Linked DNA regions of Homo sapiens: region 2 is linked to region 1. A link is a contact called in ENCODE Hi-C or POLR2A ChIA-PET data. All regions are on one chromosome and are shown on one strand. Each heading gives the region's core, a stretch centred on a gene start or an enhancer-like site at or near the end of the contact. The rest is flanking DNA. Distances are from core to core; before and after follow the strand shown. Region 1 holds the start of SLAMF7 (SLAM family member 7). Region 2 holds the start of TOMM40L (translocase of outer mitochondrial membrane 40 like).

Evidence for each region. Hi-C counts contacts between places; a loop is a spot of excess contacts on that map. ChIA-PET counts read pairs that join two places held with the same protein, here RNA polymerase II (POLR2A). Pooled maps may share reads with other maps.
Region 2: a loop to region 1 is called in a pooled map, with 2.5 times the contacts of the local background. The contact joins the promoter of TOMM40L here to the promoter of SLAMF7 in region 1. A Hi-C loop is called at or near these places in 2 of 50 pooled maps. POLR2A ChIA-PET finds 5 or more read pairs at or near these places in 3 of 52 experiments (AG04450, SK-N-SH and T-cell).

Annotation. Positions count from the first base shown.
Region 1 is chr1:160,737,352-160,740,496 of GRCh38, reverse strand. SLAMF7 (SLAM family member 7) reads right to left here and starts at 1,250. Exons shown (of 7, transcript NM_021181.5): 1 at 1,141-1,250. The coding sequence starts at 1,195. It overlaps LOC124904440 (a long non-coding RNA gene), which reads left to right and starts at 1,338. Exons shown (of 2, transcript XR_007066687.1): 1 at 1,338-1,414.
Region 2 is chr1:161,224,595-161,227,332 of GRCh38, reverse strand. It overlaps TOMM40L (translocase of outer mitochondrial membrane 40 like), which reads right to left and starts at 1,273. Exons shown (of 10, transcript NM_032174.6): 1 at 1,197-1,273; 2 at 729-978; 3 at 378-445; 4 at 1-75. The coding sequence starts at 843. MIR5187 (microRNA 5187) reads right to left here and starts at 147; the gene lies at 72-147. RefSeq lists enhancers at 1,228-1,297, 1,758-1,867.

The DNA of each region.
Region 1 (3,145 bases), core at 1-2,500:
GGTACACTACACAGGCTGCCTCTGGAGGAGGGCAGAGGGGGACCTGCATGGCAGTTTTTCATACTTGTGCTCTTTCGCTGACTGATTTCAGATGGACACCTGTAGCTTTCAAAGTCTCTATAATTTTCCCCAACCCCTCCACCTTATCTCCCTCAAGTTCTATTTCTGCTCATCATTTCCGTTCAGGGAGTTTTTTTTTTGTTTTTTTTTTTTAAAGTGAGGGCCTATTCCAGAACCACCTGGTTAGACCCAGGTACCTCTCAAAAATACAAACTTCTGATGAATTCAAAGTGGGTAAGAGTCTGCTGATGCTGACCACTTAGCGATGCAGGGGAAAATATTGGGGGCACCAGCTGCCTGCGTGGTCTTGGGCAGATCACTCCAGGCAGGCTCAGATACACATAATGAAGCAGTTATGTGAAGTCCTTATAGGGGGACCTCATGGTAGTACTCCATGAGATTGATGACAGAAGAGATATTTCTCACTTATAGGGCTCCTGATCCTTTCTGAGAGCCCTTAGGATAGAAAAATCTTCAAAGACTAGAATACCAGTGACAGGTGGAGAACTGTCCTCTGTCCTCCATGGGATTAAACATAAAGTGCCTATGGTATGAGTTGGTTCTCTAAGTAGAGACTGATTACATTGCTTGAGTAAGGAAAGAAAATTCAAGTGATTCTTTCCATTTATATTACTGTTATGCATAACCAATTTTATAAATACATTTATAAGTAAATAAATACATACCTGTATAGTATCATCTTGTTCTTAAAGTTGCCCTCAAAAGGAGAGAAGGCTAGAAGATAAAGTTTCTGAGGCCCAGGAAAACTTTAACATTCCTTATCTAACTCATGGCAGAACCTGGATTAGAAAAATGGTCTCTGATACCCAGCACCACTTCTTTCAGCTCCTTCATCCCTGGGACAGTCAACAGGGGAGTCAGTTCCCAGAGCCATTTTTCCCCCTCTCTCTAGTCTCTTCCTGACCTGAGAATCAGAGATCAGAGATTGATAAAAAGCAAATGTTAGATGAGAACACAGAGCCTCCCGAGTTGAGCCAGAGGCCCAGAGTGGAACAAGAAACCTGGAACTATTCAGGATGGGGTAGACAGGAGAGTGGAAGAGAATCCGGCCGGACTCACCTGTGAGCTGCCAAAGGATATAGATGAGGGTGAGGCATGTTGGGGAACCAGCCATATTGCTCTCTGGAAGTCAGCCACTGAAATGAAGCCACTTCCCTCTTAGGTATTACTCAGACCTCTTCCCCAGCTGATATTTAAAGAAGCAGGAGGGGTCACGCCGCAGACATGTGAGATTGAGTAATTGCTAAATTATTTTCAGAGTGAATAGAGCATTTTACCTTGCCACCAGCAATCTATGAGAGATCTATTTGCTCCCCATCTTCATCAGCATTTGGTATATTCCCATTTTATATTTTAGCTGTTTTAATAGGTGCTGTAGTGATACCTCATTGTGGCTTTAATTTGCATTTCCCTAAAGCCTAATAATGTTGAACATCTTTTCATGTGCTTATTTGCCATCTATATATCCATATCCTCCTTGGTGAAATGTCTATTTATGTCTTTTGTCCATTTTATAATCAGATTCTTTATTTTTTTTACTGTTGAGCTTTGACAATTCCTTATATGTTCCAAGTATAAGAGTCATTTGTCAGATATGTGGTTTACAAATATTTTCTCTTGGTCTGTAGCCTGTCTTTTCATCTTCTTAACGGGGTCTTTGGCAGAGCAAAAATTTTAATTTTGATGAAATTCAACTTATCAGTTTTTTTTCTACCCACACTAGGGTCCAAAGGTTTTCTCCTGAAAGTTTTATAGTTTTATGTTTTACATTTAAATGTATGATCCTGTTTTAATGTAAGGTGTGAAGTTTAGGTTGAGATTCACCTAAATATATTGTCTATATTCATTGAGAACCATATCAGGTAATATGGTTGACAGTTTTTTTTTGCTTTCGACACTTGAAAAGTGTCATGACACTCCTCCCCTCCATGGTTTCCAGTGAGAAATCAGCCATCATTTAAATTGTTTTCCCTATAGGTAATGTGTCATTTTTCTCTAGCTGTTTTAAAAGTTTTTTGTTTGCCTTTGGTTTTCAGAAGTATGATTACAATGTGCGTGTTTTTTTTTCTTCTGCCTGTGGGTGTTCAATTGTTCTACTACCATGTGATGGAAAAGATGATCTTTCCTACATTGAATTACTTTTGTATCTTTATCAAAAATCAGCACTTATACTTGTGTGGGTATATTCTGGAGCTATCTATTCTATTTAACTGACTTACATAATGTAATTATTTATATATCAGAGCTTAAGTTTGCCATGTTATTATTTTCTCTTTGTTCTTCTGGGCTTTTGTTTGTTTATTTTGTTCCTCTGTTTCACTTTCCTGGCCATCCTGTGTGTTACTGGAATATTTTTTATAATTCCATTTTGATTTATCTATAATGTATCTTTTTGAAGAGTTTTTTTACTGGTTGCTGTACATATTGCATTTTACATACATAACTTTTGATCTACCTATCAGTGTTGACATTTTACCAGTTGAACTAGGTATAGAAAACTTACCTATATTAGGTTTCTTTATTAGTCTATCTTTATACTTGTCTTAAATATATTGTCTATATTCATTGAGAACCATATCGGTAAGATTATAAGTTTTGCTTCAATTGTTGAACATAATTCAGAACACTCAAGAGGAGAAGGACAATCCATTACATTTACCCATATTTTAACTCTTTTCATTGTTATTTCTTTATTTCTAATGTTTCAAGTTTCCTTCTTTTTATTTTTTTTTGGACGAAGTCTTGCTCTGTCATACAGGCTGGAGTGTAGTGGCATGATCTTGGCTCACTGCAATCTCCGCCTCCTGGGTTCAAGCGATTCTCCTGCCTCAGCCTCCTGAGTAGCTGGGACTACAGGCTCATGCCACCATGCCCACCTACTTTTTGTACTTTTAGTAGAGATCAGGTTTCGCCATGTTGGCCAGGCTAGTCTCAAACTCCTGACCTCAGGTGATCCACCAACTTTGGCCTCCCAAAGTGCTGGGATTACAGGTATGAGCCACCACACCCAGCCTTCAAGTTTTCTTCTTTAATCATTTCTTTCTGTTTCAAGATATTCTTTAGG
Region 2 (2,738 bases), core at 24-2,523, 490 kb before region 1:
CCAATCCCCTGCATAGGCCGCATGGAGGTGATATCCCGGCAAGCCCAGGGCACTCATGTGTATAGTGTGCGCCACCTGAGGAAAAGAGGATTCAGTGGAGAAAAGCGCATTCCTGCTCCACTTCAATCCCTCATCCCACCCTTAGTCTTTTCCCCATCCAGAGGGCCTCTCAAGAATCCTAAATATTCCAACATATACAGAGAAGGTCATCGGATTAAAAGCAACAAGTCCCACAGGCACGGAGGTAAAGAGAACCCCACATCCTCCCTCATTTGTCCCACATAGACTGGCTAGGGCTGGAGTACAAAGGAAAGGAGAAGATGATCCAGGGACAGGAAAGGGGGAATAGTAAGGAGGGGCCAGAGAAGTGGGAGCACCTGGAAATGGCTGCTCAGAACCTTGTTGACAACGAGCTTCACTCCCTCCATCTGTGCTGGGAATACATCTGAAGGGGGTAGGGGAAGGGAAGGAATAAGCACAGACAAAGAACCCCTACCCCAAAAGATAGTCTCCCCTTTCAATCCCATAGGGAACACTTTGGAGGAATTAACCTCCTTTCAAGTCCTGCAATGAAATGCTCCACTTCATTTGGGCACCTGATCCTCCCTGAGGCTGCATGACCCAGCTATGATCTCCCCTTTCCTGCTCCCATCGCCGGACATCCGGCATTCAAGACCCTCCACTCCTCTGCCCCTTCATCCTGAGACACCCAAGTGCCAAGTTCTCACCTTTGCATAGACGGTGCAGCTCATCGAAGCTCCCAGGGTTGGGCAGGGGTTCCTCTCGGCGGGGGCTCCGGCGGGGCAAAGTCCCCATTGGTGCCAGGCCCAATGTGTTCCCCATTTTAGTCCAGAGGACTGGGAAGAGCCGAGGTTAGCCTGTGAAAGGACGCTATTGCCCCTTTACCCCCCAACGGGCCCCACCCCCCATTATCCGGCTCCCCAGCCTCAGAAACTTCCACATGGTCCGACGCTACACCTGGAACAGGAAGAGTAGGGAAGGAGAGCACTCATGGAGAGACAACCCTAGGCACACTCCCGCCCCATCTTTGATCTCTCACCCCCACTTGTCACCCTTGTCCTCTCTCCCTTTCTCTGATCCTAGCCCCCACCACAGACTTCACCTAGCTCCCTAGCCTCTCTATTCTTCATTCCCAGGCCCCAAGACCAGGCCCGCAATGGTGCAGTATCCCTTACCATCTCAGACCATCATGCTGCCCCTTTCCCCCCGGCACACCCCGGTCATCTTGATGGGGGCAGCCATCTTGAGTGATGGCAGAACTGCAGCTTCACGCTGCATTCTTAGCGTGGCCGTAAGCGCCATCTTTGAATCTGGCAAAGAAAGCTGTCAAAGACCCAACCCAACCCTGATTGGGCCCCGCCCAATCAATGAAAAAAAAAAAAAAAAAAAAAAGCCTCGCTATTTACCATGGGCCAATGGGAAGGGAGGAAGAAAATGAGTGGCAGGTCTGACGGCCCAAGAGCTTCAACCCTGGAGCTGCAGAGGCGGGCAGGACTTGATTGGTGGCCCCTTAGACTTAAGTGGAAGGCTTTAGATCACTAGGCCTCTCCAAGGTCGGAAAAAAACTTGTGAGCGTACAAGACACTAGAGGGAGCATCTTGTAGCTTGGGCCACTGAAGCTCCTTCCACCCATGTAGTTTCATCCATGAGAAAAGTGGAACTACAGCTTGTAGACTGGCATAGTGTGAAGGGTGGCAGAAAGAACGATTATGAAGACTTCTTTGGAACCCTGGTTCATTTCTATCGCTCCCTTCTCTCCAAAGAACCCATGGGAAATCCTCCTCACAGCCCTCCACAGCACACCTCCAAATGAGTACTACTCATTAAGCGCAGCACTCCCTAGAACAGGGACCCACCCTTCTCTTCTGGAGGTCTACATCTCTCGAAGTCCCCGCTCTTGACCACTTGGTGGAATGGAAACGGGTGTGAGAGTTTGGCGCAGAGGAGTAAGTTCTAGCAGAACTATTCGCTGAAACAGCTGCTTTCTGTATTTAACCCTTCCTTCCCTGAGTCCCAAGGCAGAGTTGGCAAATAAAATCTAGGAATATGGAGCCTGGCCCCCAAAGGCACTCCATCCCAGGACCAGGGACAAGCCAAAGGGCTGACCTCAAGCACTAAGCGCTCCACAGGGGAATAATTGAAAATGGAGTAAGAGTTCTTGGTCTTGGAGGGTGAAGGGTGGGAGGAGGGAGAAGATCAGGAAAAATAACTAATGGATATTAGGCTTAATACCTGGGTGATGAAATAATCTGTACAACAAATCCCCATGACACAAGTTTACGTGTGTAACAAACTTGCATATATAGGCCAGGGGCGGTGGCTGATGCCTGTAATCCTAGCACTTTGGGAGGCCGAGGCGGGCAGATCACCTGAGGTCGGGAGTTCAAGACCAGCCTGACCAACATGGGGAAACCCCGTCTCTACTAAAAGTACAAAATTACCCGGGCGTGGTGGCGCATGTCTGTAATCCCAGCTACTTGGGATGCTGAGGCAGGAGAATCCTTGAACCCGGGAGGTGGAGGTTGCAGTGAGCCGAGATCATGCCATTACGCTCCAGCCTGAGCAACAAGAGCAAAACTCCGTCTCAGGAAAACAAACAAAAAAACCTGCACATATACTTCTGAATTTAAAACAAAAGTTAAAAAACAAAGATTTCTTGGTCTCTGGTCACTACCTCCCTCATCAGCTTTGCGCCTCCACTGTCACCCTCAGGAATG